4 separate regions of the Mus musculus genome follow, and regions 2, 3 and 4 are each linked to region 1. The links are chromatin loops, found by intact Hi-C in ENCODE. Cell type or tissue: left cerebral cortex. All regions are shown on one strand.

Evidence for each region. Peaks named below come from ENCODE experiments on the same cell type or tissue, not always from the same donor. Only the 100,000 strongest peaks of a DNase experiment are listed, where the experiment ranks them.
Region 2: it touches region 1 in a loop (2.0-fold over the local background); 2 of 42 quality-filtered maps call a loop at or near these places.
Region 3: it touches region 1 in a loop (2.5-fold over the local background); 6 of 42 quality-filtered maps call a loop at or near these places.
Region 4: a loop joins it to region 1, with 5 times the contacts of the local background. A loop is called at or near these places in 3 of 42 quality-filtered maps.

The regions. Positions count from the first base shown.
Region 1 is chr6:77,439,848-77,447,847 of GRCm38, reverse strand. All of the region lies in intron 8 of Ctnna2 (catenin (cadherin associated protein), alpha 2), which reads left to right. Among named protein-coding and RNA genes, the nearest start is that of 6330415B21Rik, 61 kb to the right of the region's middle. In left cerebral cortex, a CTCF peak has its summit at 3,817; DNase peaks (open chromatin) are centred at 750, 3,760 and 6,185; H3K4me3 peaks cover 313 bases; H3K27ac peaks cover 1,553 bases.
Region 2 is chr6:77,377,601-77,385,600 of GRCm38, reverse strand. The region is part of intron 8 of Ctnna2 (catenin (cadherin associated protein), alpha 2); the gene reads left to right. 6330415B21Rik (RIKEN cDNA 6330415B21 gene) reads left to right here and starts at 3,126. Exons shown (of 1, transcript NR_045141.1): 1 at 3,126-5,344. In left cerebral cortex, no CTCF peak of the experiment used is centred here; DNase peaks (open chromatin) are centred at 1,695, 3,569, 4,055 and 4,813; H3K27ac peaks cover 1,412 bases.
Region 3 is chr6:77,567,932-77,575,931 of GRCm38, reverse strand. All of the region lies in intron 8 of Ctnna2 (catenin (cadherin associated protein), alpha 2), which reads left to right. Among named protein-coding and RNA genes, the nearest start is that of Gm38837, 33 kb to the left of the region's middle. In left cerebral cortex, a CTCF peak has its summit at 3,109 (motif pointing right); DNase peaks (open chromatin) are centred at 1,274 and 3,111.
Region 4 is chr6:77,354,055-77,362,054 of GRCm38, reverse strand. The region is part of intron 8 of Ctnna2 (catenin (cadherin associated protein), alpha 2); the gene reads left to right. Among named protein-coding and RNA genes, the nearest start is that of 6330415B21Rik, 24 kb to the left of the region's middle. In left cerebral cortex, no CTCF peak of the experiment used is centred here; DNase peaks (open chromatin) are centred at 3,467 and 3,777; H3K27ac peaks cover 1,412 bases.

The DNA.
Region 1 (8,000 bases):
CCCTGTCTCCTTTGAAAACACAGAGGATAAAGCAGATTAGATGGAAGAACTGTAGCAAAGACACAAGCAGAGATGGTAAATGAGGTTCCATGGGTACATACTGCCTCTCAATTCTGTGCTGTCAATTGATAGTTCTCTCTCTCTCTCTCTCTCTCTCTCTCTCTCTCTCTCTCTCTCTCTCTCTCTCCTCTCTCTCACCTTCCATTGTAAATCCTCGTTAAATCTCTGCTATGAAATATGGATTTTGTTTCCCATTAGAAATTGCTATCTCACATGTTGCAATCAAGGCCCTATTTGTCATTATTGCCCACTACAAAGTTTTATTAACATTAGCATGAATTTACTACTCGGCTCTTTCCATGGGCTCCCAAACATGGTACAAGGACCTGCGATGAATACCATTTGATATATGGTTGGGAGGTAATAGACTTCTTTCACCCAGACTGATAAGTCATTACAAGCCCTTACATTCAATAAATCTGAGCAGGGTCCCAGCATGCACTTATTTCTGGGGGATGGGAGGGCTGGAGAAGAAGATTGATTTCACTCCACAATGCTGTCGAGTTTTGAACATTCTACTTGGTAATAGCTGGGCACATTGGCAGGGTGGGGGTGCATTTGCTGAATAGATTGCTTATAGGTGCTGCATGTAATCTTTGTTGAAGATGAAGCAAAGTGTGGTTCATGGATAGGAGGAAAAGCTAGCAGATTAAAATAGTGATTTGGGCTCCTAGAGAGTTATTGGGAGAGTGATGAGTGGGAGAGACACAGTGACAGAGATTAAGGAGAGGAAGACCGGGGAATGTTCCCTGAAAAGGAATCTTGTACATTGGCAGATCTTGACTCATCCCTGCCTCATGAAACAGTTTTAAATTGCAATCTAGAGACTTTGGTGGATGTGCCAAGGCTTCTAGGAAGGCAAAGAGGAAGCTGTGAACATTGAAAATATTTAAAGACAGGTGTACCTGTGGAATGAAGCTATAACCTGTTCCTTTCTGTCTCTCAAGGGGAAGAAACCTGGGAGGCTGCGCAAGGGACTAAGAGATCTGAAGGTTGTCAAAAAGTCACAAATACTAAATGAAACTCCAGGATATAAATGTTAAGTGGCAGTCAAACCCTCAAGATTTATTGAGGACTTTGTTTTTGCATGAAATGAGAGGGTTGCTCCAACGACAGATTCAGTCTAGAGGGTCAGAAGGCATTCTGCACCTCTCCTTCAGAAGAGCAAGAGGACCAAGGAATTCCTCAGGACAACAAAAACTGGACCTACGTTAGAAACCCCACTGGGGAGAGCTCATGCCCACTGGGGTTCCTTTCAGACATCTGGAAACAAATAATAACTAAATGAGCAAAAATAAACATACTTAAGATATTTTTTAAGTAATTGGATCTATGAAGTTTTTGTTTGATGCCAAGCAGGGTTTGTAGCAAACAGATCTCAGAACACTGTGTAACAAACCAAACCAAACAAACACAACCAGACAACACCCAGGGCCAGTGGGCAGAGGTCTTCTTGGTGTCATTTATGTAACAATGTGAGGGTCATAGTATGTATACAGTTGTCTAAAGTTTTCAATAATATGAGAATTGGGTTTCCTTGTCACTACAGTATCTCTGGCCATGAATGGCTGTATAATGGTATAGCATAATCTTTCCCTATACTTGCCTCATCCTTCATACCTCACATTTCCCATCAAATAGGCAAGTGCTTTTCCTGATGACCAGATGCAGTACCATGATGTAGTCCTGGCTTTTTGGTCTTCAAATAATATTTTGCCTTTGTTTTAAAAGAACAGTCATTTGGTGGGGAAACCAGCCTAAGTGTTTGGAAAAATAATTTTAAAACAGAGATTACATTCAGATTTTAGAATATTTCTTGCCTCCTCATTCACACCATATTAATCTATTTAGCTGTGACTAATGGGCAAAACATACAGATATGGTTCATTCCAAACCTGAATGTGACTGTGGTCATTTGGGAAGTGATACATACCTGTGTTTTGGAATCTGAAGAATTCTGGTTTCTTCTTCTTCTTCTTCTTCTTCTTCTTCTTCTTCTTCTTCTTCTTCTCCTCCTCCTCTTCCTCCTCTTCCTCCTCCTCCTTCTCCTCCTCCTCCTCCTTCTTCTTCTCCTCCTCCTCTTCCTCCTCCTCCTTCTTCTCCTCCTCTTCCTCCTCCTCCTTCTTCTCCTCCTCTTCCTCCTCCTCCTCCATCTTCTTCTCCTCCTCTTCCTCCTCCTCCTCCTCCTCCTTCTTCTTCTTATTCACCTTCTCCTTCTTCTTCTTCTTTTGTGTTTTGTATGTGAATGTTCATCTGTGAATGTAGTTAAACATGTGAGAGTAAGCAAATACCTTTAGTTGATGCTTCTTGTGTTCCACATTTCTTGAAAAAGTTCATCGGCTTGGCTTATCACCAGTATGTAGTGAGCCCAGGAGGTTCCCAGAGTCTTATGTCTCCATCTAGAAGTAGGTATAGTGATATCACAGATGCTATTTACCTTAACTCTTTGCCTCCTCTAGGGATCAGGTCCTTGTGTTTGCACAAAAAGCACTTTACTCGTTACTATCTCTCCTGCCCCAGAATCCTAGTTTAGGGTTAAGAATATACTCTGTTTAGTTACAGATCTCACACTTTAAATGAATCATCATGGCATGACACTCTAAGACATAGTAGCTTTATTAGTAAGAGTTTATCCCCAGTTAAAAAGATGTAACTAAAATTACTATTTAAGTCTTAGTGCTTGTTTATTAAAGAGGGATCATGTGCTAGAGAAGGTGACAGGATGACAGTATGACTCTCACATTCCTCACTGTCTCTGTTTGTATGGGATGGGGCAGGACAGCCCTAAGTGTCAGGATATGCTGTAAGAACAAAAATCAGGTCAAACAACCTGACTTCTACAGTCTGGCTACAGTTGTTGCTTTGAGACGATTTCCTTGGGCTCTTCCCCTGTATGACCCTCCATGCCTTAGAGGCTGCTTAGAATGGAAGAACAAAAGACAGGAAATTAGATGAAGCTTAATGAATAGTCCACAATAGACAATTATGCAACATGCATATATCCAGAATTTAATGGGATCCCCAAATTTTGAAAATTAGTTTCCATGGTTCAGAATAAAAGAGGGAAGTAGAACTGAAGGACCAAAGACGTTAACAAAAGAGGTAAAGTTTGAACTCCAGAGGAAGAGGAAGGGAAGAAGATGGAGTGAAGAATAGTTAGGAAATACATAGCCTCTGAAGGTTTGGGGGGCCAATGAGGAGCCGAGGAATAGAAGTGGGTCACCTGAGAAGAGGCTGCACTTGTCCTGATGTTTGTGAGCAAGGGTGACTGAGCAGGAGCAGAGGAATCAGCGGTGATTCAGAACAGTCAGGCTTGCAGGCTGTGCAGCATACAGAATACTGCAGTGGTCAAGACCAAGCCAGTGAGGAAACCACGGAAGAAATCCAATGCAGAGATAAAAGTGATCGGCTGGAGCATTGGAGCCTGGCCTTGCCTAGCTCCTGTAAATCTCCCCAATCACCTCCAGCTTCTTCAGCTGTTGCTTTATTATTGCTCTGGTTGGGGTTTGCGTTTGCTTGCGTGCATTTGTGCTTCTCTTTGCTACGTGTATTTGGTGCCCCGTCTTGATTCTCTGGGCTCTGTGAAGATGTCTTTCTCGTACTTCTCCCTCCCATTCTATTTTGCCCTAAATGCAGGCTGTGACGGTGACTTGGCTTGTTTTTAGGTGTTAAGGAAACAGAGTCTGATTTGATTCCTTGTCTAAAAGAACTGCTGCCGTGGGCGATTCCCTCACTGATGTGAAGAAACTGCGACTCTGTCCCTGCCGTTGAGAGCTTGCACAGCAGTGAGGCTAAGCACTTTTTCAATGGGCTGACATTTACTGAGTGTCTGTGACTCTGGGAGCCGCTGGGGCTTGCTAGCTGGCTTGATAGATTGCCTCCTGTTCCCTGGCCCTCAATCCCCATCACACAGTTATTGTTCTCTTGGGCAAAGGCCTGTGGGCACACTTTGAAATATAAAAGGTTGTGTCTGCCCACACCTGACATATAATCTTGAAGAGAAGAAAACATGGTTATGTGAAAAGGGAAATGGAAAGGCAATATAATGGTCATACAAAGACGTAGGAGGGTTGGTAGATATGAGGGTGAGAACTTCCCCAAGCAACAGTGAGTGGGCTTGAGCTGTTATACTATGCAGGGAAACATTTTACCAACTCCTATGTAAGTACCTGGTATGGTCTAGAAACTCACTTATTCTGGAGAATAGTAAGATTGCCTAGAAGAGAAAACACTGCCTCCACATACTCCAAGAAGCAGGTATGTCAGTTGCATCTAGCGTTGCTATGACCAATCACCTGGCAAGAAGCAACTTAGAGGAAGAAACATTGATGGTGACTTTCAGTCATAGGAGATGCAGCCCATCCTGGGAGGGAAGGCATGGTGTTGGGAGATGGAAGAGGAAGGTCACATGGCATAGGTAGTCAGGAAACAGAGCATGAGCAGAAAGCATGCTCTGAAATTCCAAGGTCAATCACATAGTGACCCACTCCTTCCAGCACGGCTCCAAGTCCTAAAGGTTCCACACCCTTTTCAAACAGCCCTGTCCTTGGTGACCAATAAACTCTTGAGCCTGTGAATAACATTTTACTTTCAAATCACACATAAGGTTGGTCTATAAAGTGGGGTCACTTGTATATAAGTTACTACGACCTTACTTCCTAGTATTTGAGAAAAATGCATCTTCAGAGTAGGATTGTGGTTTCAGTAGCAGTGAATTTATAATGCACCTGTAGGTTAAGAGAGGGTTAACCCTTTCAGAATTAACTTGAAAACTCAGGTATACAAGAACATTCTTCCATCTTCCTTTTGGTCCTCTTTCTGGTGACTGGGTCATTGTGGCATCTTTAAAAGGTTGACAAAATAAACTGACCATTAATTTGATTTGGAGAAGAAAAAAATAGTTAAAACTGCCTTGGAAAGAAAAAAAAGTTAGGGATTTATGTTATCTGATCATTACCATTTCAGTAAATTCATATGAGAAGCAAAGACAGTGTGGGAATGGTAAATAGGAAGTGGAGTAGATGGGTAGAAGAAATAGGGTGCCAATGAATAGACCCATGTAAACATTGTCAAACAATTTGCAGCATGGACTCTTCCACATTCCAATTTGGAAACAACCTTGACCAGAAGAATATAATTCCATGTACCAAATAAATAAATCATTTCTTATAATAAAGAATCTTGGCTGTCAGCTTGACTGTATCTACAGTCAACTAAATAACAAGCTCATATGCACTTCTGTGAAGGATTGTCATGATCAGATTAGTTTGAAACAGGATGATCCACTCTGAATGTAAGCAGCACCTTCTGGTGGCGGGCAGTCCAGTTAAAAGGATGGAGAAGAAGGAACCTATGCTTGGTATCTGCTTGTGTTCACTCTTACTGGCATGTACACCTGCTCTCTAAGTGGGCGCATTCATTTGACAAAGCATTAGAACCACTTTCTTCAGGTATCCAATGTTGAGTGAAGACCAGCAGTTCTCTAGGAATTCTCCAGGTCTTCAACTTCAGATCGGGACTACCAAAGTACTCAGCCTCATGTACTGAGCAACTACTGGCTTCTCAGGTTCTCCACGGTGAGTCAACCGTTGTTGAACCAAGAGCATATATGTAAGCCATCCTAATAAATTATATATGTGTGTGTGTTTATGTATGTATGTATGTGCCTGTATGTATGTATGTGTAGGTATGTATATGCATATGTGTATGTATGTATGTATGTATGTATGTATGTATGTATGTATTAATTCTATCAATTATACTCTTTTAAAAACCCTTATTCCTACAATCCCCAGTGGGTTGTATAGAAGTAACAGTTAGATCTATCATATTAACAGAAGAAATAGAGAAGAAGAGATTTGGTGATATTGCTTACAGAGAGCTCAGAAATCATGAACTATAAAGAGAGTGTGCAGCTTCCTAGTTTGGAGAGAATTGTGCTGAATGCCTGCAGACAACTTCTTTTGCTTTTGCAGCTTGATTCCTTGATTCACCCTGGATCCTTCCTATTCACAGCAAATTAAATTCATGTGCATAGCCCCGAGCGAACTGTGTTTTAAAAAGCACGAACTAAATTTCAACCTTAAAGCCAAACGAGACAGGGACGAACCTTTGTGTAATTCTGAAGTCTAGTCTCCTGGTATAGATCAGGCTCTATTATAATTAAAACCTCCCAAATCAGGACACGATGGTCTAGTTGTGTTGTAAGCTGTCAGAAAGAAGACACTCACAGGCTCACATACCTCCCCCTTACTGCAAGAAAAGGGAGAAATGCCTGCCATGGTGTAGATACATGAAGCATGTTTTAGATGTAGGGAACCAGTAAAAGAAACGCGGGTAGAGAAAAGAGGCAATAAAAACAGTACATTAATATTTTAAATGTTGGTAAAAAACATGGCTGGGTTGGAAGCAAATGCTTAAAGAACTTCCCCTTAATAAAAACGACATTCTCAGTTATATGACCCACAGCAAATGGGTGTCTGCTGCATTTTTATTTAGCAATTTGTGTTTGGTGTTTTCGCTTGGAGACGTTCCCCTATTCCATTTCTGTGGCATCCTTTACATAAATTTCCAGGAGGATTGGGGTGTAAAACTGTCAATTCCCAGCAGTTCATAAACTAATGAATTTAAATTTTAAATGGGGGATTTGAAAACATGCGGGGGCTGTTTTCATTATCTGATGGTGTGTAGCTCTGGCGTAAGTGGCAATCTATTAAGGCTGGGCAGAGCTCCCTTCAGAAACAAGTGGTGAGAAAAATCTCTCTCTCACGCCCCTTCCTTTCTTGCAGTATCTCTTTCAATCCTTTTCTAGTAAAATTGCAAGCCCAGCTGACATTCACCTTTGGAAAAGGCAAGGTGTATGTTATTTTAAAATCTGATTTGAGCCAGGGAAATGTTATTCACCTTCATAAATCTCATTCTCCCTTTCCTTTATTCTTCAAGACTTCCAAGTTCATTTTGTATTCTTCATGCAAGTTACTAGTGTTCCCATAAGGTGAATATTCTCTTCTCCCCTCTTTCTTCCTCCTATCCCCCCTCCTTCTCTCATGCACACTTATTGTCTCATGAGCATTTTCCTTCCCATCTATTTGAAAACTATTAATATACCAAGTAACCAGTATAGAGGTACTCTTGTGAATGAATGGAGTAAGTAACCTTCAGTCCATATTGGAAAATTCCATAGAGTCTGGCAAGTTTCAAAGTCAAACTACATTACAGAGAATGGCCAAGGGGGGCGGGGGAGGGGACGACTGAATAACTAACCAATCAAAACTTGTAGATATGGTGGCTAGAGAATTATGTAGACACTGGCTCTCGTCAGCTTCCGTGCCCCTATTCATAGTTTATCAATTAAAGAACTCCAGCTAGATACAATGAATGGATAAAGTTATCAAATATTCATTTCATCTTGAGGCTGGATTTCTTTGGCTCTGAGCATTTAAACTGAAACAAAATTTTGAAGGAGATGAACATAAAGATTTAGCTCCTTTCTCATCAGAGGCTCAGCAGCCAGCTGGCCTGCGGGTTTGGTCAAGTATCAAAGCCAAAAAGAATTTGATCTTTTTGTCACATTTCATAGTCCAACATGTCTTCTTTCTTGTTCTATAATTTTTCACAGTACATGATATTTCTTTTAGTTTCTATGATCACTGAGTTTTGGAAGGCTTTAGTGTAGTTACTTAGTTTTCATTCTTCTAGACAGTGTACTAATGTCCTAATCACACATAGATAGTTGATCTTGACTCTTCCTGTGTGTGTGTGAGAGAGAGAGAGAGAGAGAGAGAGAGATGTGTTCATATATCAGAATCTTAATGTGTGTAGGTACACTCATCTATGTGTGTGGTGGGAAGAGATGCAGAGGTTAACTTTAGCTATCTGATTTATTTTTTTCATTTTATAAATCTGAGTGTTTGTGTAAGTGTTATGACCACATTGTGGAA
Region 2 (8,000 bases), 62 kb after region 1:
TCTGACTGTGTAGTCATTACACGACTATCCCACCTATCCTCTCTAGGGAAATGTGGAAGCTAAGGCTCTGGGGAGGATCACTGGAGTGGCATTGGAGAAATCCTCGAATGTTGTATTCAGAATGTGAGCTCCTTTCAGGCAATGCACATTTTCTGCTATTTGGAGTTTTCAATTCCTACATGCAACTTTGAGAATTTCCTTGTGATTTATAGAAGAGTTTACAGTCTCTCGGGGGGACCATTTGGGAAGAAAACCTACAAGATGTGATCACTGCATTTAAATGAACACTGGGCCTTGGATGGGAACATGATACCCTTTAATTGCCTACTTAACAGAATATAAGGCAGGAGAAAAAAAACTTTACCTGTTTTCCCGGCATGGCTTCTGAAAATGGATATTTATGCTGACATGGTACATGTCTACTGCTCTTAGAAAATATGCCACCCTTTCATTTACATGCAGACCATAGAGACACTCACCCTTTAATGTTGACTGTGATAGCAGCTAGGCAGTCTCACACCCTGGGGAAACCAGGCTTCGTACTTTCTCTTCTCAAAGGCAAAGCTCAGTGTGTTTCCCACATATTTAACTGTAATGCACAAAGGCTATCCACGTTGCTACATGGATGCATTTCTCAGTGGGATTTCTTCATTTTTTCTCTGTCATGTTCCCTCTTCCTATGTCGCTCAATGTAGATAGTTTTCTCCTATGTTCAGTGCCTTCTGGCAGCCCAGAAATCCATCATACCTTTCTACTCTATCTATATATACTTTCCCTTCAGGTCAACATACAGTTCATCTTTCACTTCTACATTCCACTCTTAATGCTGTTAATCGAATTATTTACCTGGATTCAAATTCATAACAAACCTCAGCACATTTATGAATGATGTTCATAGGCATGGAGTCTAGAGTTAAAATTTTGGTCACGTGTGACTTTTCCTAAGGCGACATGAACAAGTGCCTGTTCACCCCAGACAGATCACCAGCAAAAGATCTAAGAAACTATTCCAACTAAGTCTATCTTGGTGGATCAGTGAGTTTACTGGGGCTTCTAATAGGAACATGGGTGATTCCATGGCCGCTGTTCTAGTGAAATGCTCACCCCAGACTCAAGACAGTCATATCCCTGAAGCTCTTTACCTAACTTTCAAGCAACGTCACCAAAGCGTCTCCTCCTCTAAAAAGGAATGTTTTAATGTAAGAGACATAGCTATGAAATAGATCAAGTTTCTGGGGGGAAAAAGAGTAATAATTCACTACAAGGCTTGACTTCTACTGCTGAGAAATATATAGTAAAAGCCACAAAAATGATGTTCACTCATAAACCATACTCTTGAAGATACAAATATGGCCACAAATGGTTTATAAAATTCTTATCTTGGAAATATGAGAAATCTATGCCTCACTCATTGCTTCTGTACTCCTAGCAAATTCTAAACTGGGAGCCATGTCTCCAGCATCGATGCTGTTTCTTCCCTCAGGTGGTGTAGTGTGTTTTTTTCCAAGCTCCCATTGTTTTTAATGGTCTGGTTTTTCTATAATAGCTTATTGTTCCTGGAGTATGGTCAAGGTTTGTGGGCCTGGTGTCAGGCCCTGCAGCCAGCACTGTTTCTTCTATCACAAGCTCCACTCTTCCTCCTCCACCTGCTGCTGCCACTAAAATTGCTGCCATGTCTCCATAGTCATTGCTGTTGCTGGCACTGCAGCATTGCCTCCCCCATCCACTCTTTCATTGCTGCACGAGCCTGGGCATCAGACAAATGTCCAAGAACCGGTGCAGATGGCAATGCAGCCACTTCTGTGTTTCACTCTCTGGAAAATTACTGGCTAGCCATTAAGGGGGAACATGATGAAAGGCAATGAACATTTGATCGAAAGGATCTGGGCATGTTATGCTGGATTTCCAGATTTTAGTTTTGCAGGATGAATGAAGACTGCTGGATCCTCAGAAACCTTCCATCTCTGCATTGCCTATGGGTATCTTTAGAGGAGACCCAGGACATCAGAGTGGAGGCAGTCAATCCTAGATCATTATCAAGGTCTGGAATTTAGCTTCTTGACATTCTATTTTGTGAACATGACACAGAGACACATGCATGCATAAGTACTCTTTTGTACATGTGTATGTATATGTAAGTTATGTGACTTTAACTGGGGACATGTGAACAAATGTCTCTTCATTCTGGACAAGGTAACAATAATAGATCACCATAAAAATTTGTGTGTTCTGCAGATTGTATTCAGCATATTTTTAGAGTTATTTATGGGAGTATGGGTGATTCTCAGGAATACAAGTGACTTGAAGGCAGTACAGGTGATGGCTCACAGAACCGGCGTCCCTGGAGCTGCTGCAGCCAAAATTTTCCTCTCTCCAACAACTGTTAATTGTTTTTATTTATAACATTATGGAGGACCTTGTGAATTGTGTAGCTTGCTTAGTTGCTTAGTGTCCTGTCATTGTACATTTCTTAACTTCCTGAGGCTTACAAACTTTTTTCTTCCATCTAGGCAGGAATGTTTCAATTTTGAGGGTCTAGTTACACAACAGCTTGTGTGTGTGTGTGTGTGTGTGTGTGTGTGTGTGTGTTTGTATGTGTATCACTCTCTGTGTTAATATGTATGTGTGTGTATGGTATGCATGTGTTCAAACATGTGTGTGTATGTATGCGTTGTTGCCCTCAAAACTACTGTAAGTTTTCTAGAGTAAGAGCTGATTTTCATTTTAACTACATAAACCCACAAACATGCACTCTGCTGTCAAGCTGTGGGAATCCACAAATGTTTCAACATGGAAATTATTTAAAATCAAATCAAAACAAACTAACAATAAAACAACCTTTCCCATTCATTGAATTTTTTGTTATTAAAGCTCGAAATTATTAGGAACCAAACACTTGCTATTCTACAGCAAACTACCCAGCCAGCATATGAAAAGCTCTCCCAAATGACAAGGGAAATCAAAGAAACACAAGTAGGTACCACGCCATGATCCTTGCTTGTATGTGCTTAACAGACAAGATTGACAATGACAACATAAGTTCCCCCAACAAAAATGTAGTTTATTATTCTCAACATATTAGCAAAACACACAGAAAGCTAGGATATTTGAGTCTATGCAAGTCCCAAGCTTAAACTTACACAACTTTCAATTTGAGAGCCCAGGGATTCTTGAACAGGGCATGAGAATTATGTAATGCTAAACCCAGGATAATTTGATTCTCTGTGTTATTTATTTGTTTATTTCTAGTTTGAATGTCTTCTTAACAAATGCAACCCTAATAATTTTTTCCAAAAATCTTTTAGAATTTACCAGTGGACCTAATCAGTGCATCTATAACCAGCAGTCTGAATAGCTGTTTATATGACATTAGCATTTTCTACTTTCTCACTCAGCCCTCCTTGCTAGACTTTACAACAAGATCTGTGGCTGCATTCAGTAGCCAGTCCCCTGGTACCTACTGACTGGCTGCTTCTGCTATGCCTGGAGCCAGGAAAGGTGTCACTTCAGTCTTCCTTCCTCTGCATTTCTACATGGAGATTCTGATGCCTAAGGCAAAAGGTGCTGGGCCTGTCTGCCACAATCTTCAAATGTTCACTGAAATGTTCCCAGATATCTCCAGATATCAGCCTATGTGGTTGGCTATCCTTCCTCAGTATTTGTTGTTCTGTCTAGGTGCTGTCTTCATGGCTAAGATAAAAAAAAAAATTAAAAACAAAAGAAAACCAAGAAAATCCCGTTACTGTTTTCTTTTCCATTTTTTCATATCTGTCTGTGAATACCAACTCTTTTTCCTGTACATCTATGCAAGGCCAACTGGAAGTGAGATGATTAGCAAACTACGGCAATGGCCCTGAAAGGGAAGCAGAGCTTGTGACAGTTGGAAAGGAAGGAACTCTATGGTCCTTCCTGTGAAGGATGTTGCACTGTTTCTCCTCTGCATCAGCTTTTCCTTCAGTTTCCTTTTCTCCTTACTGCTTCCTTTCTCCCAACTCCCATTCCTATAAAAGAACTAATTAGCATACCACATGCCCCAGTAATGAAGCATCACACCAAATGTAACAGTAGAAAGATAGAGAAGGCTATGGCTAATTTTGTAAAAATCAGCACCAGCTTCTGCTTCAGAAGGGAAGGTTTTATGTGGGGAACAGGCTGAGTTGTGGGTAGCATGCATGGCAGAAGTGCACAATTGTATAACTTCAATGAAATCCATAGTGCTTTCTGAAATAAAAGAGTGCATGCAATATGATAATAAGAGCACAAATTACCACTGCCCAGCTTGGCAACCTTCAACTGTCTCTGGGCCTCACTTTGCTTTTCTGAAATACCGAAAAGATACTATTGTCTCTCCCATCGGATTGTTGCAAAATTTTCATGATGAACGTTTTGAATGTTCCCGGCCACAGCATTGCTGCCAGGTAACAATTAACAATGATCCCGAGATTTTTTTGTTACTATTTCCCTCCTGCCACTTACATGTAGTTCTGCAGTATTTGTGTGTGTGTGTGTGTGTGTGTGTGTGTGTGTGTGTGTGTGTGTGTGTGAGAGAGAGAGAGAGAGAGAGAGAGAGAGAGAGAGAGAGATGGCTTTTTCCTGAAGAACATAAGAACATGCTTGACTTTTTGGCTGTTACAAGTTTACTGGTATGTTGGAAGGATATAAAATGCTGTCACAGGATACGTCTGCTATTGGAAAGGTGAATCTCCCATTGTCTTAAGTGCAAGACAAGCTCAGGCTATGCCTAGAAGAGTGAGGTAGTCTTGAAGAGCAGCTGCTGAAAGGAAGATAGCTGTGGCTTTCTCTGAGCCTAGAGTCATGCTACAAGAAGAGGCTGAGCTATGAGTGTGATTAGGAAGGGAAGGGTGTCTAACATAAAACTATGTTCTGGGGGAGAGAAAGTCATGCTCTATGAAGCATTTACGGCCACATATTTATGTCAGGCTTCTATGGTATTTTCTGCTTGTTAAGATCAGATTATGTTGAGAAATTAATTAACATCCCATTTCTGTAGCATAATCTTCTTTGTCTTAGAGGGAACCCCAGGTAGACTATCATCAATCTATATCTCTTGGCTCTCTAGGTACATGGGTGCTCTGCCCTTAATATTAGTCACTCTCAAACTTGGATTTCCAGGATCCCTTGGCCCTCGCGAGCCTTTAGGATGTGGGTTTTATCGATAGATTTGACCAGGTTAAGTATTAGAACTTAGATTTAAAAAAAAAAATTAAAAAGATATCAATTCCAGCATGAATGGTAGTCCACACTTTTAATTTGAGCTAGCACATAGAGAAAAGTAAGAAAGGAAAATCAGTTATTAGTTCCAGGTCAGCTTGGGCTACTTAGGAAAAAAAAAAAAAGACAAAAATCTAATCAAAACAAAAAGGACCAACACACTTGAACCTAAAGATGTACTGATTACATGACAAATAAGCAACACTGTGGAAAAGCAACCGTAGTCTGCAAAGAAAAATAAACATGGAAACAGGGTCTTTGTTTCCCACCACTGCAAGCCTTTTAAATGTGTGTCTTAATAAAGGACAGCTGTATTCTTGAGTCTTGCATTCAGACTATTGTAATGTATTGATTTCAGATATGCAGATAGAAAAAAGAACATGAAATTGTCAGCATCCTAAACTCTAGCTCAGAAGGAAGATCTTGTAGTTCTATCCATAATCCATGGCTTAGAATTCACTGCATGGAGGAAAAGCAACTTTACGAAGCACAGGAAAACGATGGGAGACTTGATACGAACCTCTGTTAGAACCAAAAAAATCATATGCTTGATATGATTTCTTGATATCCTCTCCCAGAGAATTGATTGCAGAAGACTCCCAACTTCTTGGGCTGTTTCTCATGGTCAGGGTCAGTTTCAGTTCTTGACCTTATTGAAGAATGAAGTCAAAGTCTATACAGATAGCTAAGTATCTAGGAAGCTCCATTCAAAGCAAAGTGACAGAACAGTTCAGATCCACTGCCAAGATTGACAGCAAGATTTCTAACTAGAGTACTTAATGCTCTTCTAAGAGAAAAGGATCTGCTTATCCTCTCGATTGCTGAATCTTACCTCTGTCTAGGCATTAGTAGAGTAACAGTGAATAGGTTTTATTTAAATCAGATGGTTGTTAAAGTGGAAAGATTCTCAGAGAGGAATATGCATACAGCTCGATGTAATTGGGGTCCTAAATTGCTAACAGGCTCCACGGAATGCTACTTGGTGTTGGGAGGATTGTGTGTAGCACTTGCAGAGAACAGTCTTGGAGAGTAAATTACCATTAGAAAAGGAATAAGCATGCATATAGCCCAAAATAAGCAGGGTTCCAGATTGCTAAGCAATTTATGATGCTTGCCTGCAATAGTACTGATGTATAAGGCCTGGAGTAAAAGTCTATGGAACTTAGTTCGAAAGTGATATTGAGAAACCAGAAGCAAATGAGCCAGGATCAAGGACCCCAATTTAGTATGTGACACCATTCTCTTATTCTGTGCATTTATGTCACTTACCATCTGCTGCTGTGTTTTCCTCGGTTTGTATGATTTTTCAATATGAAGCAGATACTAATATTTTTTGTCTACTTAGTTCTAATCACATTTAAGTGTTTCCTTGAGGTGATTCTTGATAATAGAGATGACTTGCCTATGGCTTCTACAACATTCAGCATCCATGACTGCTTGGGAGCTTTTCCATCTGTCTTGTCTTCTACCATACAAAGTGGCCCTGTGCACAGCAATGATTTCATTTCTTATCAATGCCGATTACAATTCAGTGGATCTGCAATTAGACTGAAATTCTGTAACTAACCTGTTGTAAGAAGAATTTCATTCACAATAGCCAAGAAAAGAAAAGACAAGACAAGATCATGGGATAAACTTTACTAAGGAAATTAAATACTTCTACCATAAAATAATATTAAATCATGGAGAAATAAACCAAGGAAGATACTATAAGTTGCAAAGAATTCTTATGCTCATAAATCAGAAGAGTTAATCTTGCAAAACTGGTCATCCTACCAAAAGCAGTCTGCAGATTCAAGGCAATTCCAATAAAAAAAATTTCCAGCTCCATTCTTCACAGAAATAGAAAAGCAATCTTAAAATTTCTATAGACACAAGAATAACCTCAGATATGCAGAGCCATCCTGAACTCCTCATATTGAGACCATACTGTGTTGTAATACTCTAAGCCCAATCTCAACCCTTGTCCCCTGGTGGGCTATTCCCTTCAAAGTTTTATCTCTTATTCCAGAAAAGGCTTTGGCTATTATGTGTGCCTCAAAGTAAGCTTTCAAATGCATGGCAACTTCTATCTTATGAAAACTGTGTGCCATCATGCCTTAAGATGTCCTAGAGCACTTCAGGATATAAATATGATATTTTCAGATTTATCTAGTAGCTTTCAAGAACTGGAAATAATGACTTTACATAGAATAATTTTGTATATTACAATAGCTTTAAGCAGAGAATATCACACTTTTTTTGAGAACATATCACTTTTATTCAATTGATTTTATCTACTTTTAGATAGTTTGGGGTTCAGTCTTTCTGCTCGCAATGGCTCTTATGTATTTGGGCTGAATCTCTATGTGCCAGTCTTGGTTTCCAGGGGCTATACTAAAGTCTAACATTCACATCATAAAGATGGCTGACGAAATTGAGAATTAGATGAGAATCTTTTTCCTCTAAGTTTCATTCTTTATGATTTTCAATGACTGTCTTTAGGGTATCATGCCAAGACAAGTGCAGATATGTAACCATATCCTGTGTTTTGCTGAGGATGAGTCTGTGTACCACAGCCTAGTTGTGGTCCTGTTGACCACATCCTGGAAAGGTAATACTCTTCTTTATTTTCAGATCTGAATTGCTTGGGAAAGATTGAGGGTTTCAAACTTCTCACTCAAAGATCTGAATCTGAGCAAAATCTATTTTTTCCCTTCAGAATGAGAAACTGAAGAGCAGGGGAAAGAGATTTAGAATTTAGCCCCTTCCCAGTGTCATCTGCACAC
Region 3 (8,000 bases), 130 kb before region 1:
CTTTTAGGTGTCACAGGAATGCACAGCAATACTCCTTCAAATTACATGAATAAATAGATAAATCACAATACTTGTCACCCACTTAGATATACATACCAAATAATACTATTTCATGTATATATATCAGAAGATTTACAATGTAGAACACTTGAAAACATGTGTGTGTGTAATTGATACCTGACAGAAAGTTTTGTCATTTGACATTGTTCGAGAATGAGTCAAAATGTACAAAGAGTGATCTCTTCACATTTATGCACATAAATTATGACTACAACCAGAGGCACAAAAATTATCATATGTACTTTTTACTTAAGGACAAAGCATCTCTTTTGAAAATGAGCCTGAGACTTCTACAGCAAGATTGCTACAGCTTTAAATGACATTTACCAAGTTTTTTAAAAGTGCTGTCTTGGACACCTTAGGGCACAATGTGTAATAATGTAGTTACTACAGAATGTTTGATTCATGGCCAAAGAGTGTTCAGAATCCAGAGATCAGATAAATTAGATTTTAATTGGTTTTCAAAGATTAATTGAATAAATAGATAAGGTAGACTTGATCAGAAATACATTAGTGTAATACAAACTGTTGGCTTTCTGTGACTCCTGCCTTAAGATCAGACAACTGCCCCTGGCAGACAGCGTCCTGGAGCAGTGCAGGAGGATTGCCATTAACAGGCAGGATGAACTGTGATATCTACTGTGGTCATACAACCTGGGCCATGGAAGAGCAGAGATGCATCTTGTATTCTCTTCCATAACTGTTTGCAAAGAGAGTCAAGTCTTGCTAAACCGATAGAATGCATGCATACTGAATACGTTACTGTTTCATTGGTGATTATTTTTAAACAAAAATCTGAAAGGCTGCCATACAGGTGATAATAGCTAAATGTGTTGAACACCTGATTAAACAAACAAGGATAGTTGAAGTTGCTTGCAGTATCTTTTTGTAATGTCTTATGCTAGAACTCTCTAAGCTTGTCATTTTCAAACTTTCCCTTTCCTTTATTTACCTAATCTGTTTACAGAATAGATGTGTTTAAGAAATTACTCTGTTCTTTCACTCTCTTCATTCTTTCTTTTCTCCCTCTCTCTTCCAGTCTTCCATACTAGGTCTCATTGCATAGCCCAGACTGGTCGTTAGTTCACTGTGCACATGGAGCAGGTATCAAACTGCAACAGTTCTCCGTCCTCTGCTCCATGAGTGCTGAGATAAAAGGTGGGAGCCACCATTCTCAGCCTCCTGATTCTTCTTGTAATGTGGTTATAAAATGCACGTATGGAGCTCATGTGCTAATTTTAGTAGCTCGGTTTCCAGCACCAGGCATAGTGTCCCTCTTGCTGAGTGGGCCTGATTTTTAATTATACAATAGTCTGAAGAGAGAGACTTTTCTTTGGGAATGTGGCTGCTGGGAGGTTGGTTATACCCCTGTGGATGAGCCTACATCCATTTGCACATGGCCAGGAGTAATTGAACTCAGTGAGAAATCAATAATAATAGCAATTTTAATTGCTATTATGATATGAAGTCAGGAGGAAGGCAGAGTTTGATGGATTCTGGGGGGTATTGGAGACAAGCAGTAAGAAATAGGTTTTAACAAAATCATTGCATACATGAATGAAATTTTCAAATAATAAGAAACCATTAAAGAAAGAGAACTCTTCCATTTCAAAGGAGCGTTTGTCCAGGAAATAAATGTGAATGCATTTGATATGTATTAGTGTATATTCCTCTTATAGCATACATTTACATTGGAGTTTTTTTTTATCCCACAGGAATGAGCTCTATACAGAGAGAATAAAGCCACAGTATGTCATTATAGACTATGCACCAAGGCATAGAGCCATAGTCCTGTGCTTCTCTGTTTCTGGACAATGAGGTGACTACCAAGTCACCTTGCACAGCTGCTGCAGGTCTCAGCACTGTCTCTGCGAATGACTTTTAGAGCCAAATTTTTTGCTACTATTGAAATTTTAACACAAGCTTCACTAACCTTTCTCAGTGTCACTAACCTTTTTGGGTTTTCCATAAAGCCTGTGTTTAAAAGTTATTCTTTCATGTGACTATCCTTGTATCACTATTTCTTTCAACTGTGAGCTGAACTTCAACTAGTTATAATATCTGCTAATCCTATACTGCTCTATTAATGAAGTTTTTGTTTGCTTAATTTCCAGTAATAAAGGTTTTATGTAGGACCTTGTTCATGCTTGACACACAATCTACTCCTCAGCCCCATCTCCAGCCTTCTTACCACTTCTTATTTTCATATAATGTCTCACTATATCGCCCACAGTGGCTTTGAACTCACTCTAGTTCACAAAGGCCCTGACTTTGGATTTCTCTTGGCACAGCATCCTAAGTTACTGAGTAAAGGGCTGTCCTACCACTTTTAGCCTGATTGATAAAACCAGGATGTTCAATCCCAGCACTTGGGAGGCAGAGGAAGGCGGATTTCTGAGTTCGAGGCCAGCCTGGTCTACAAAGTGAGTTCCAGGACAGCCAGGGCTACACAGAGAAACCCTGTCAAAAACAAACAAACAAACAAAAACAGGATGTTCACTCTGCATGTGCAGAGTGGTTTACTAAAATCTGACACGTTATCCAGGGACACCTACACGGCTGCTTCATGGGCAACGGGATGTCTGTAATGATGTCACTTCACTAGTAAGAGTCACATGAGGTAAACTGGCATACAGGTCTTGAATACTGGGGGATGTCTACTGCTAAACCCCACAGCAGACAGAGAAAACTGCCTTGTAAAACAAGCTGTAGACATTCTTGGCTCCCATGGTACAGTTTCTCAAATTAGAATTTTGTAGTAAAATGGTAGCATTGAGCATCACACCATTTATTTAGAGCCAAGCTCTGGGCAGAAGGTTTTTATATCGATCCTCTCATGTAACCATCACTCATCCAGAAGATAAAGGACAGTTACTAACGAACTCTCAGAGTTGAAGACCATGAGCATTAGAGAAGGCCATTGCCTCATCTAGTGTTGTGAAGCCAGCAAACACCTGCAGCAGACACTGGGGCTATGACAACTCCCTCTGACTGACACACAGAAATAGAAATCCCCAAACTAGGAAGGCAGTCTTTTGCCTCAGCTCCAGTAGATGGCAGAGTGATCCAGTAACCTGCACCACAGCCTTCAGGTCCAGTGCCTTGCCAGTTCCCGTCTTCTCCTCTCAGTTTTAAGACTCCCCTAAAAGGTTGTTCTCAAGTTCTCACAAGACCCTGAAAGGAACCCGGAGGGGGACCATTCAAACACTCATAGTACTGATAAGTGCAAAAATATAGGATTCATCACTAAACCATCAGGGTTTGACCCGGGAAGACAGATACCCTGAGAGTGGGAGTGAGATGACTAAGGAGGGCGTTGTGACAGTAACATACCTCCTATTAAACATTAGGGACCGCTTACCTAAGGCACTGCATCACGGAGGTGGTTGTCACATCTCCAGCAAAAGGGGGAGGCAGAATGAATTGGGAGTCCTCTCAGTCTGGCTAAGAGTCTTAATTGTTTTCTACTTTTGATTCCTCATGTAGCAAAATTGGGTGGAATGTGCTTTGAAAAGAATCTACCAGGACTGTTGAACTTGATACAGGAAGAACAACACAGTCTGGAAAAGGGAATAAGGTTTCATTGTGTCCTAGCCTCAGAGAAGTCCTTGAGAATGAACACATAGGTCACAAGACAGCTAGCCATTCAGAAGAGAAAGTTAAGAACAATGTGACTTCTCCTGCACACACAGCTGAGCAGAACAATCCATCCGGCCTGCAATTCAGTTACTAATAAGGGACACTTAAATGACTGTGATCTAGAGAGGCAGCAGTTTCTTTGTATCACACATAAAGAAACGCCCAGAGGCAAACATGGTCCTTCAGAGATGCTAGGGTACTGTCAGTATCCCAGGTTGCTTCCATCTGGCAGCTCTGACATCATGTCTATTCTGTGTTCTGTTTTGTTGTGCACCCCAAGTCCAGGTAGGAAAAGCTGGAACAAAGTCTCCGCACCTGCTGGTAAGGTTTCCTTCTGACATCATCTGGGGTTTCCTTACCTCATTGGCAGTTCTTGTGTGTAGAAAAGCACTAGTGTTTTGTGTTTCTTTTAATCTATACACACTACTTCCCCAAACAATGTAAGTTCTGAATAAATAAAGATGGTCCTGAAATTTGATGTATTTGAGGGTACCAGTGGCCTCTGCTACAGGTCTGCCAAGATTCTAAAATGGTTTCCAAAAGTCAAAGCGAGAAAATACTGCTATGGTTTACCTAATTAGCATACAGTATGCTGAAAGATAGTTGATAAGCTGTGTTACATAAATAGTATTGGTTATGATATAATCCATGTGAATGGTTGAGATTTTTGAGAGCAGATTTTCCCATTAATTAAATGCCAGGACTAATTTGTGATAAAATAAAATTCTGTAGCCTGAAATTGCTTGAAATAGAAGCCAATGAGACAGGAAATCAGCAAATAGCTATAACTGGTTTTCACATTTTAACTGGTATTTATAGGTTATATACAATAATGAGTTTTATTATGACATTTTTTATGTATTTTGGTCATTCCACTCCATACCTCTTTTGCCCTCCTGAATTCTTTCAGATCACCTTTCTCCTTCCAACCAGCACCCATCCATTACCAGCTCCTTACTTATTCTATTGTCTATATCCATCCATTACCAGCTCCTTACTTATTCTATTGTCGACCCACTGAGTTTCACTATAGTTGTAGACAAGAGCAGGGGTTTGAGAGGCAGGATTTACAGCAGCAGAGATATCCAACGAGTGGCTACACATTGAAGAAAATGGCTTCCTTCCCTCAGCAAGGAGAAACTGCACTTGAGTCCTCAAGGAAGATATGGCCTCACAAGCCCATAACTACATTCTGTGATGGTGTGTTAATGGGTCTACTCTTTGTGTGCCTTGGGATGATTTTCATAGACGCTGAGAGTTCTTATATAACAGCCATGTTCTGCCCATTAAGAAAATGGTCCATGACACCCTAGTTCCTGCTTTGGCTGATCTCTTCTTCTGTGATGTCTCAATAAAGGCAGATTTTGATTGATCACAGGAAAATACTTACTGACGTTCTCTCAGGTACTGGGCACTGTGCAGGGAGTTCAGGAGAAACAGGAACGAAAAACATATACCGTATAGTCTAATCATTAATTCAAAAACTTCTTAAAATCATGAAAATCAAAACATCTTATTTCATTTAATTAACAAAAATAATGAAGAGAATGCATACTTTACTCAATAAAATTATGTGAGGACATGATGTTAAGATGACAACTAAAACATTCTGAGAAAGCTTGGAGCTTTGTAGAGTTTTGTAGTGTCTACTCATTTACACATTCAATAAGCTATCAAATGGTTAGGTATACTGCTAAGACACTCTGGAGAGTTTATGGTATTACTGACCTGTGGCTCAGTGCCACTGATTGAGTTAATTCAATGCATTTATTCTTAAATTATTTGACTATTTCTCCATATGTATGAGAGTTTTGCCTATGAATATGTATAAGCATCATGCATGCATATATGCGGTGCCTTCAGAAGCCAAGGAAGGAGTTGAATCCACTAGATGTGGAATTACAAATGTTTGTAAGCTGCTACATGGATGCTAGGAATAAAACCTGTGTCATCTGGAAGAGGGTCTTCATCACTGAGCATCTCTCCAGCCTCTCAGAACCATAGACTTGGTGCCAAGAAATCTAAGTTTGGAAATTGGTTATAGCAGAGGGAAAAGCAAGTACATGCAAGTGTGTTGGAAACACACAAGCTACTGAAGCACACGAAGGACATTATCGGGGTGGAGAAGCATTCATCGTAAGTAACTGTCATGTTTAATAAGTAGAGAAGGAGAGAATGCTTTCCAATCAGAATGCAGACCTGTCCTGTACACTTCATTAAGTCTGGTAAACACTCACTAATGAGCATTCCTGAGCATATTCTTCATTTCAGCTCATGTGTTGGAATTCTCTTGCAGACACAGGCTTTGCCAGTCTTAGAAGGGCAAAGACCAATTGGAGTCACTTTATATTTCTAACTTTCCTCAAAAAGAAGTTTATTGGTTTGTTTAATTATTTGTATCTTTAAAATAATAGTACTCCACATAAGAACACATTAAAATTAACTGCATATTTTCTCATCTTCCAAACACAGCTGTTTTTTTAACATTTCCTGGAAATGTTTCTATTATTTTTCTATATAAACGTTTTATTTTATTATTCATTTTTGTCTAGAAGTAGATAACTTAGCTATCCATTTGAAAGCAGTAAAGCACTAGATTGTTTTTGGATTGCTTATTAAATTACATTCATTTACTTCTTTGAGTAACAATTTTATACTGCATAGGGTACTGAATCTTGCAGGTGTATTGCCAAGTCATACATCAGCTTATCTTCTTTGGTCTGAGAGAAATTAGTATATGTAGCCAACATATATTTGAGTACTCACTATTTCCCTATAATGGAGCAATGGGTACTAATGATCATGACAATTTGCCCAAGGAGACTCACTAGGGATACATAGAGGTTACTAGGCTATAGTTACTTTATTGCTACAGAGATTCACACAGAATGTTATAGGAGTAACTAAATTGTATCTAGGGAGCTAGGAGTGAAGCCATGATGAGAATACTTAACAGAAACAACACAAGGAAGGGAAGAAGGGTGGAAGGGTCTATTTTGACTCATAGTTTCAGAGGGTGTGTTTCCATAGTGGCTGGAAAGGCAGAGAGGAATGGTTCAGTCTTGGTGGTGAGATCAGACAGAGGGCTTCTTCATGTATGGCACCCAGTAAACAGAAGAGAGCTGGCTTTTTACCAGAGCTAAGTAAAACCTTCAAAGGCCTGCCCCTAGTTAGAAACCTCCCTCAACCACCTCCTCTAACTCCTGTGGTTCTACAACCTTCAAATGAGTGGCAAGTTCCTAGTGAGGAGAGAACAAATTCAGAAGAGGCTATTCTGTCCTTCCCTTTGGCTCAGGTTACTAAAACATTGGAGTGACAAATTCAATATTTTCCCAAGCATTCCAGGATGAAGGAAAGGATAAGCAAGAGTCTTAGTGCTGGCCAGAGGATAAACATACCTTCTAAGAAGAGATTTCACACAATTCTGACCCCTAATCAGACTACAACTGGGTACTGATGGCTGAATGATGGGTAGGGCAGCAGCTTGATCATGGATGCTTAGTTATTCATAACTCTTATCCCCTACTTAAATCTAAACCTCATGTTGATACCAAATATGTATTTTGGGTGTGATGACCAACTTGTTCTTCTTTTCAGTAGAATGGAATCCAGTACATTCACATTGAATTAATCTTTCTCTTCTCTTCACTTTTTAGTTTCTGTATTGGGAACTAATACCCTGTTGGGGCTCCAGAACTCAGGAGTTCACACATTTACATTTAGAGCTCTAGTTCTTATGCTGTATGTGGAGACTAATGTTCAGACTTTGAACCTTGTTCGTTTCAGACTCAAACTGCAACTAGAGACTAGGTGATATTTAGGATCATTTTTACTATGAATTTAAAGGCAATGGACATTCACAGGAAGTAAAATCACTAGGCATGACCAGGAACCTCTGCATCTCTCCAGTGGAATGTTGCCCTTGCAGATGATGGAAATTAGGGCTAGAGGAATTAATATTCACAATCACATAAGCAACAAGAGCCAAAAATAAGAGGTAGAATCAGGTGTCTTGACTCTACCTTGCCAAAGTGGAATATTGATGTGGATAAAGTCTACATTAAGCCTTTACTCTCCATTTCATATTTAACACCAAGCAAGGTAAATGATCAACACTTCACAGTGCTAGAAATATTCTGAGCCCCTTTGGCCCACGGTATTAGCACTGAGAGAGAAGAACTAAGAGTGTGTTGCTTTGAAGTGAACACTTAGTCTGTTATTTTCACTGATAATAGAAGTTACTTTTTAAATGGAATTTTCCTTCAATACCACATATCAAAACATATATCTAAATAGTATAA
Region 4 (8,000 bases), 86 kb after region 1:
ATCAGTGGATAGAATTTAGTTTGCAGTGAACAATACAAGTTATCAAAAAGAATCAAAATGCTTTAAAAAAAAAACGTGGGCTTATCTTTCTTATCCTCAGCTTGTAAATTCTTTATCTCATTTTGTGAACTCTTTGTCACAGATAGTGATAGGGCAAGCCTCAGCTCACTTCCTTTAATTGAGTGACAATTGAGTTCATAATTTGTTTTCTATTGTCATTAATAGAATCAGTCTTGCAACAATATGCCTTATCTTATACATTAATTTTTAATTTAATTCATTTAAATTTTAGTTTTTGTTATGGTTTTTGGTTTTGGTATTTTCTTTGTTTTGTTTTGTTTATTTATTTATTTGTTTGAGAATCTTACAGTGTAAGTGTAACCAGGTCTATAGGTCTGGTTAGCCTAGGATTTGGTACATATCGTAGATTGGGCACCCACACATTTAAAAGATAAGTAAGATCTTGGGATAGAGCTTAGTGATTGTGTGAATGGGCAAGACCCTGGCTTCCATCCTGAGTACAAGAGAGAGAATGGTAGGGAATGTAAACAGGTTGATAGAAATAATGAAGGCTAGAAGGGGTAGAGAGAGAAATGCTCTAAAAAGTAACTTAAATATTATTCCCAAGGTGAGTTTTCCAATGTAATGAATTACCAGAAAACTCATTCCTTTATAAGTAATGGGTTTATAAGGCTTTATAAACTCTTTTGTTTGTTTGTTTGTTTGTTTGTTTCCCAATGTCGTTCTAACTAATGTTTTGTTTTGGATTTTCTGTTTTGGTTTGTTTGTTTGTTTGTTTGTTTACTTTTGATGGTGTTCTTTGTTTTTCTGTTTTGGTTTATTTGTTATTTATTTACTTTTGGTGATTTTCTTTGTTTGCTATAAATGCTGGGGTACTCCAGGCTTGTGATGAACTCCATCTGCAGCTGAGTGTGACTTAGAATCCACAATCTTTCTGTCTCTACCGCTCTTTTGATGGCTTCCATGCTGGAGCTACTACACCTAGCTCTTTATCATCTATGCGAATTAAGTCTCTCAGTACTCAGCTGGTCCTCTGGAGCATGCAAGATGCCTTACACGGTTGCAAGTCAGCTGAGGCTACAATTTTACCTGGGGACATGCTTCTAAATTCTATGGAAACAGCACTTTGGGTCTTTAGGACTTCATTTCTTGCCAGCTGCTTCAGAGGTTAGCTGAGAACACCGTGTAGACTTCACCAGAGTAAGGAAGTGAGAGAATGCTGGGCTAGAAGCCATGGAAACCCCCACCTTAAACTCCCTTGCAGTTGGTTCTGCAGCTTTGCAGGAAGCTGATCACTTGGTACAGCCCACAACCAGAGGGAAAGACCACACAAGAATGAACACCAAAAAATGCAGATCACTGGTTGACATTTCAGAAATGATAATAATAAGGATTGATGATAGGAGAATTTAATGATCAAAACGATATGAGATGTCAGTTACATGAGGTTTATCATGAAACTTGTAGACTTCTGAGTGCTGTGTGAACTTCCAGGTATAAAGGGAATAGAAAATACTTTATTACCCTAAATGAACCATTACTGTTGAAAGTGCTATTAAATATATCCTTTCTCCTGAGTGTGGAGAACAAGGTAATGCCATCCAGCATCATGTCTTGACCATAATTTTGGGGAACTAATTAATTGCCTCGATGATGGTTATAAAATGTGAGCTCAGTGATGGTTTCTTTAGATTGTAGGTTCTACCTCTCCAGGATGCCATGAGGTTTACTTACACTGTCACCATGACTTCTGGTAGACCATTTAATATACAGGATAAGCTGTGAAGGAGAAGACAGTGAACATGTTCACAGTAAGCCACTATGGAGGCTTCAGCAAGTCAGCCACTATGGGGATCAGCCACTGACTTCTTGCCTCCCTTCTTGTCTCAGAGGATATCAAAAACACTGGCAAGTTCTTCCACCTTTCACCCACACTATTGGAGCTGAAGAGTAACCAGTATGCCATGTTACTTTAGAAATGCTGAATCCCTCACACTTGACTCTGCAAAGATTCCCCACCATCTGGAAATAATACCCTACCTCCATGTTTTAACCTTTTGCCCATGTTCTTACTAACAAATTGAATGGTGCTGTCTATACAGCTCAGAGCTAGAGTGCTGAGCTAGCATATACACGGTGCTGTGTTCAATCCCCAGTACAACTTAAAATACAAAACATAAAGTTGTATAAAAAGGGCATCATGGCATCTTATATATATGGAAGAGTATTATGACCATGGAAAGCCTTCTTTTTGTATTTAATGGTTTGTGTATGTTATTTGTCCTAGACGGATAACATAGTATATATCTTTTGGAATGGATTAGGACAGTCTCCCAGAATATCAGAATAGAGTGTCATGTGTAACTTCTGTGATCGGTCTTGGGTCAGGGGAATGTCCTGAGGACATATACAGTTATTATTATCTCATGTTTAAGTGCCTAAGAACAGTATGTATTCTTTGGGATTTAATCCTAAAAATAATTCATTTTGTCTCTTCTTGACACTGGTGAAAATTAACGTTGTCCATCTCCAGTAAGAGAAGTTGGAGGAGAGCTTTAGATGTTTTGTATTTCTCTGATAATATGTCCTTTATTTTTGTAGAATTTGCAAGTTTCATTAAGCCTGCTTTTGTGTATATGTTTCATCTCTATATATGCCTATATCTTTTTTCTTCATGGCTTCTATTTTCATTGGATTCTCTTTTAGGAAAGTCATAGAAGAGCAACACAAAAACCAAGTCTTGAAAATAGTCAAAGTATTGTTTCTTGAACACTTTCTGTTTATTACTGAGAGGGATAACTGAAAGCATCGCTATGCATTGCCACAGCAAGAAAAAAAGGGGGGGAGGACATGTTTTAGGAGTCAGCTCTCTTCCACTATGGCATTCAGGAATTGAACTCTGGTCATCAGGCTTGCGTGGTAGACACCTTTGCCCAGTGAGAAATCCTACCAGCCCCTAAAGAGTGTTTCTTATTGGCATGTTGCATTGTCTCTAATCCTGGACTTGCAGAATCTAGACCTTAATACTGGACAAGATAGTAAAATTTGCAGTGAGTGGTGGTGCCTCGTGCAGCTGCTCTTGCAAACCTCCCGATTCTTCTACGACTTTCTGAAGGTGAGCACATGTTTTCCTTTGCTCATTTTGGTCTCTGGTTCATTCAGCCACTGGTATTTTCCTCACATGTGTGTGGAATATATATTGCATGTAGTCTGATACATTAGGAGAGGAGAGAACGTTATAATAACAACATTGGGCCCTGGCAACGTACACTGTGCCTGGAGTTCGTGGTGATTTCAGCATTATCAGAATGTGGATAGCGTTACATCTGTTATGTCTGAAAAGTGCTAGGCGATGGTGCTAATTTATAATGCAGGAAGAGGGAGGTGAAGAAAGATGGGGTGATGAAAAATAGCACACAGTAGGAGAGAGTCAACTAAATGGTAATTTGTTAAGTTTTATTCACACCATGCAACAAAGTGCTGTCACAGGTTTCTGGTTTGCTTTATAAATCAACCGTGTGTGTTGCTCATCTAGACACATGGACACAGGACAGCCCTAAAGAGGCTCCTTTTTTTTGCAGAAAACATTTTTCTAAGGGTTATGTGCTATGAAGTGAGCATAGCAGTGGAGTGACGGAAGGCCTCTGGCTGTCACTGAACTTTATAAGACAAAGGGCATGGGCAGGAGGCAGGAAGCCCATAGAACCAGAACATTAGATCATTTGCCATTCACAGAGGAAGAGCCGAGAAAAAGCAGGGCAGATGGTGGGGAACCACACAGAGAACGGTGCTGAGAGTGAGCACAGATGCTGCTCAATCTTTACAACGTTGAGAGCTCTCGTCCTTCTGAAATTTAAGCAAATAGACTTGTCTTTTCCTGGCCTTCGTTTCTCTCCTTTTGCCTGCACCATGCCACCAATGCCAATTTCACTTATCTCTATATTTTCATTATATTGTATATGATTATACCCTAGGTTGCAAAGACTGTGGTTCTCAATAACAAAACAACAAACGTTTACAAGATGTCTAGACACAGCCTTAAGGACAGAGAATTTAGATCAGCTGATAGAATTCCTAAGCAGGTACAAACTTGGTATCCATGGAGACCTTTTTCCAGGACTCTAGCTGATGGAATACACTGGCTACTCAAGTATCTTTTTGTGAAACGGGGTCCTGTTTGCCTGCAGTCTACAAAAATACCATCTGTTGTTTAACTCGTCTCTGGTGCTTTAACCCATCTCTCTCTGAATGACTTATATCATCTACTGTAATGTATAGAAGTGAATTGTTATGCCATGTTGTATAGAAAATAATCACACAAAAACATTTATGTGAGTCACATAAATACAACTTTTTTTTTTGTATTTTGGTTGATTGGATCCATGCATCAATTGCTCAACAATACAAAATTTTATGTCCACATTATATCTTGTGAAGAATCCTGACCTCTACCTCACCTTCTTATTTTTTGCTAGTTTCTCCTTGAAAACAAATTTTTGATAATTTTCCTTTCTTTTAAAGCTAATGCAGATGACTCTAGTCTGAACTGAATATTGGTAAGCAGAAAAAAAAAAGTGATGTGAGATTCTTACAATAATTCCACCATAAGGTGTAACTTGGGCTTTCATTGTGTAATTAAAAATATTTTATATATTTACATGTGTCCTGTACCATTCAGCACTTGGTCCTAGACTCAATTTCCAGCACAACCCAAACTGGTCAGATACTTCTACCAATACCAAGTGTTGATTCTCTTTCATAACCAGTTTTAGTCAATGGCCTGGTCCCCTTCACAAGGCACTAGCCTTGCTGGACATAGGGAGAGTTCTGAATCACAGTTTCAATTCCTTCGTGATTACTTCATGATTACTTACATGATTCCTTGTGTGGCCCCAAAGCCTTCAGATTTTCCCAGGCATCATCAAGGATTTCCTTCCATGGCTGGAGTACTGAGTCCTGAGAACCCAAATTCCTTAAGAGCATACCCTTCACAAAAGACCCAACTAGGACTCAGGGGGAGGAAAATAAATTAGGAGACTATAGAATTCAGAGCCACAGAGTTACCTGCCCATGCCTGGACCAAGTGGTAAAACATCATATCAAAATGTCAGCCTAGAATGGATGAAGTATGCAAGGAACCAGAAGAGCCCATTTCCACGACCTGGAGTGCAAATCATCCTGATCTCCTGAAAGTGCACTGAAGCAGTTCACACATGGACTGTAAGAGTCTCAGAAGCACGTAGAAACCTCTCCTGGTGAAAACATAGGAAAGCATAGGAAAAAGTAAACTTTGATCAGATTTTATTCAAATGTCTGATTGATTTTGTGATCAATCCCAGCACAAATTAGACCTACTCAGGCGTATTGACTCAGGATTCAGATTTACTACCCTCTTTTCCATCCAAGTATTTATTGAATACGTACTATGTATTGAATTGGATCTGAGGACAGGTGAGCTGTGGTCCCAATGAGTCCTATTGAAGAGGTGAGTTCAGCTTGGAGGAGGAGCTGACTCTCACCTCTTCCGATTCAGCTGTCCGCCTTCAACCCTCCTCTACCACTTCCTTCATTTCCTCAGTGTTTCAAGTGGGAAAAATAGTTCCAGAATATTCTGAACTTTAGCCATTATCTCCTCATTCTTCGTAGAGCTGGGATGGAGACACTGTGTGTTATTTATGAAATCTCTGGAATATGAAGCATAAACAATATAGTTTTGATAAGTAAAAATAATTTATTGAATGTTTGGGCAAGTAGGACTTATCTATATATTTCTAAACTTCAACATGTCAGTGTACAATTGAATGACTAGACAGACACTCTAAGTATATTATTTTAAGTGCAAATACTATGCAGCTTTGTTTACCAAGAACCCTAAGAATTTGGGAGTATGGGTCAATATAGTGAAACAAGAATATCTTTTACTTCTCTAGTGCTAGACATAAAGTCAAGGCACAATGAAGGTCTGATTCATTACCTACTCAAGACCCTTCTCTTGGAATGTAATTCAGTACAAAAGCACTTTCTTAGCCTGTGTGGAGTCCTGCCTTCAATAGCTGATGCTGAAAAGAGAATAAAAACGAGAGGCTTGTAGACATTAGTGTTCAGTTCACTGAGACCCACTTAGAAGTTTTCTATAATTCAAATTAATCATTGAGAACATGCTGTGAGGAATTTTCCAGAATCCATAGCTATGAATGTTCATGGAATCAGGAACTTTAGGAAGTTGCTTTGAAGGTAATCTTTAATTGATCGATTTTTTTATTAATCATTTTCCTTGTTTATATTTCAAATGATATCCCCCCTTCCTATTACCCATCTCCATCTCCCCTTTGCCTCTATGAGGGTAGTTTTCTACCCACTCACCCACTCCCACCTCACCACTCTAGCATCTCCATACATTGGGGCATCAAGCCTCCACAGGAGCACGGTCCTCCCCTCTTAAATACCTCTCTCATTTTCACACAGACCAAGAAATGCCTTCCCTTTTATAATGGAAAAAAGTTGATAAGTTAATCCCAGTCAAGTGTCACATTACTATATTCTAGAAAGACTGAAATAGCAAGGGAGAACTCTGCCCTCTATCTCCGGGTTTTTTTCTACTCTAACATAACTTTGCCTTAGCCAAGGGACCTTATTTTTATGGAGGATTCCATCACCTAAGAATTAGGACTTAACTCCTTGTTTTCTGTCCTTCCTCTTTTATTCTTTATTCCTCTTCTGTCTTTCTGATGAGAATAAACTTTAAAAATAGGTCCTGTATGAAACCATGACTATACCTAATTTTGCTACCAGAAACTTTCAGTGGAGTGCTGTGGTGCCCTACTTGAAGGGGCAGCTTTCCTCTGCTGCTGTGTTCTTGGAAAAATCACTTAGCTCTTCTGCCTTGGGTTTTCCTCTTAAAGGAATGGTGGGGTTGAGAGTTTATTATCTGTTAGGTTCCTGGTGTCTCTGGGTTGTGTAGAAGGTCATTTTCCTTTCCCTCCCCCAGCTTTTTGGCACTTGATTTTTTTATAGCCAGCTGTTAATCATTAAAAATGAAGACGCTACTCCAAGTAATGTCTGGCTGTGAGAACATGGTCTGAATGCTTCCATTCTGACCTCTAAATCTGTCTGAACATATTGCCTGAAGAACAGAATCAAAGAGTAAGGGGAGGGACTAGGTACTTGAATTATATTTTTAAACAATGGCTTTTCATTAAAATTGTATTTTTCTATACCTCTGGAAAATTGCATTGTAGATGTGATAAATGCAGCCTTTTATTTAAATTAAGTTATCTTTAGGCTGCTAATCTCATTTGTTATTTAGCAATTTTAATTCAAGTCAAAGCTTTGTAATTAGTGCCCTCAGCCAATAGCAGTCCCATGCAGTTTTGTAGCTGTATTTACCGCTGCTGTTAAGACAAGGCTACTCTTGTGGGAAGTGTAAGTCATTATACTAAATTATTAAAGGTGGCGTACATCAACAGAGTTTCCTCTTGCATGCTGATGCTTCCAAAGCAAGGGCTCTATACCACCATGCCCAGGCAAAATTACTAGCTTGGATACTGAGTGTGAGCTATTGATATTTTTAAGTACAAAGAAGTTAACTAGACATCTTATTCTTATAGCAAGCATAGCAAAGTGAGTGCATAAGAGAAGCAAACAGCTTGCAGTCTGGACATTAGTGTTCTCATACGGGAAAGTCAGAAGAGTATAGTCCAGCTTTTACTGGGCAATTGTATAAATGAGACACTGTGCACATTCTAGTGAACCAAAGGAGTCAGACCTGGGCTACATTACAGAAGCACACATTAAGCCCCAGAGATGATTAGTTTAGCCCATTAATAAGTAAAGCCCATAAGATTATCATGTTTTCTGAGTCTGAATCCCAATACTTTAAGATACTTGAGACCAGATGAATTGATAGGTTTTTATTTCATTTTTTTTACAGTAAGGTGTACAATGAGTATGTGTGTATGTAGAGGGGATATGTTAAGTGT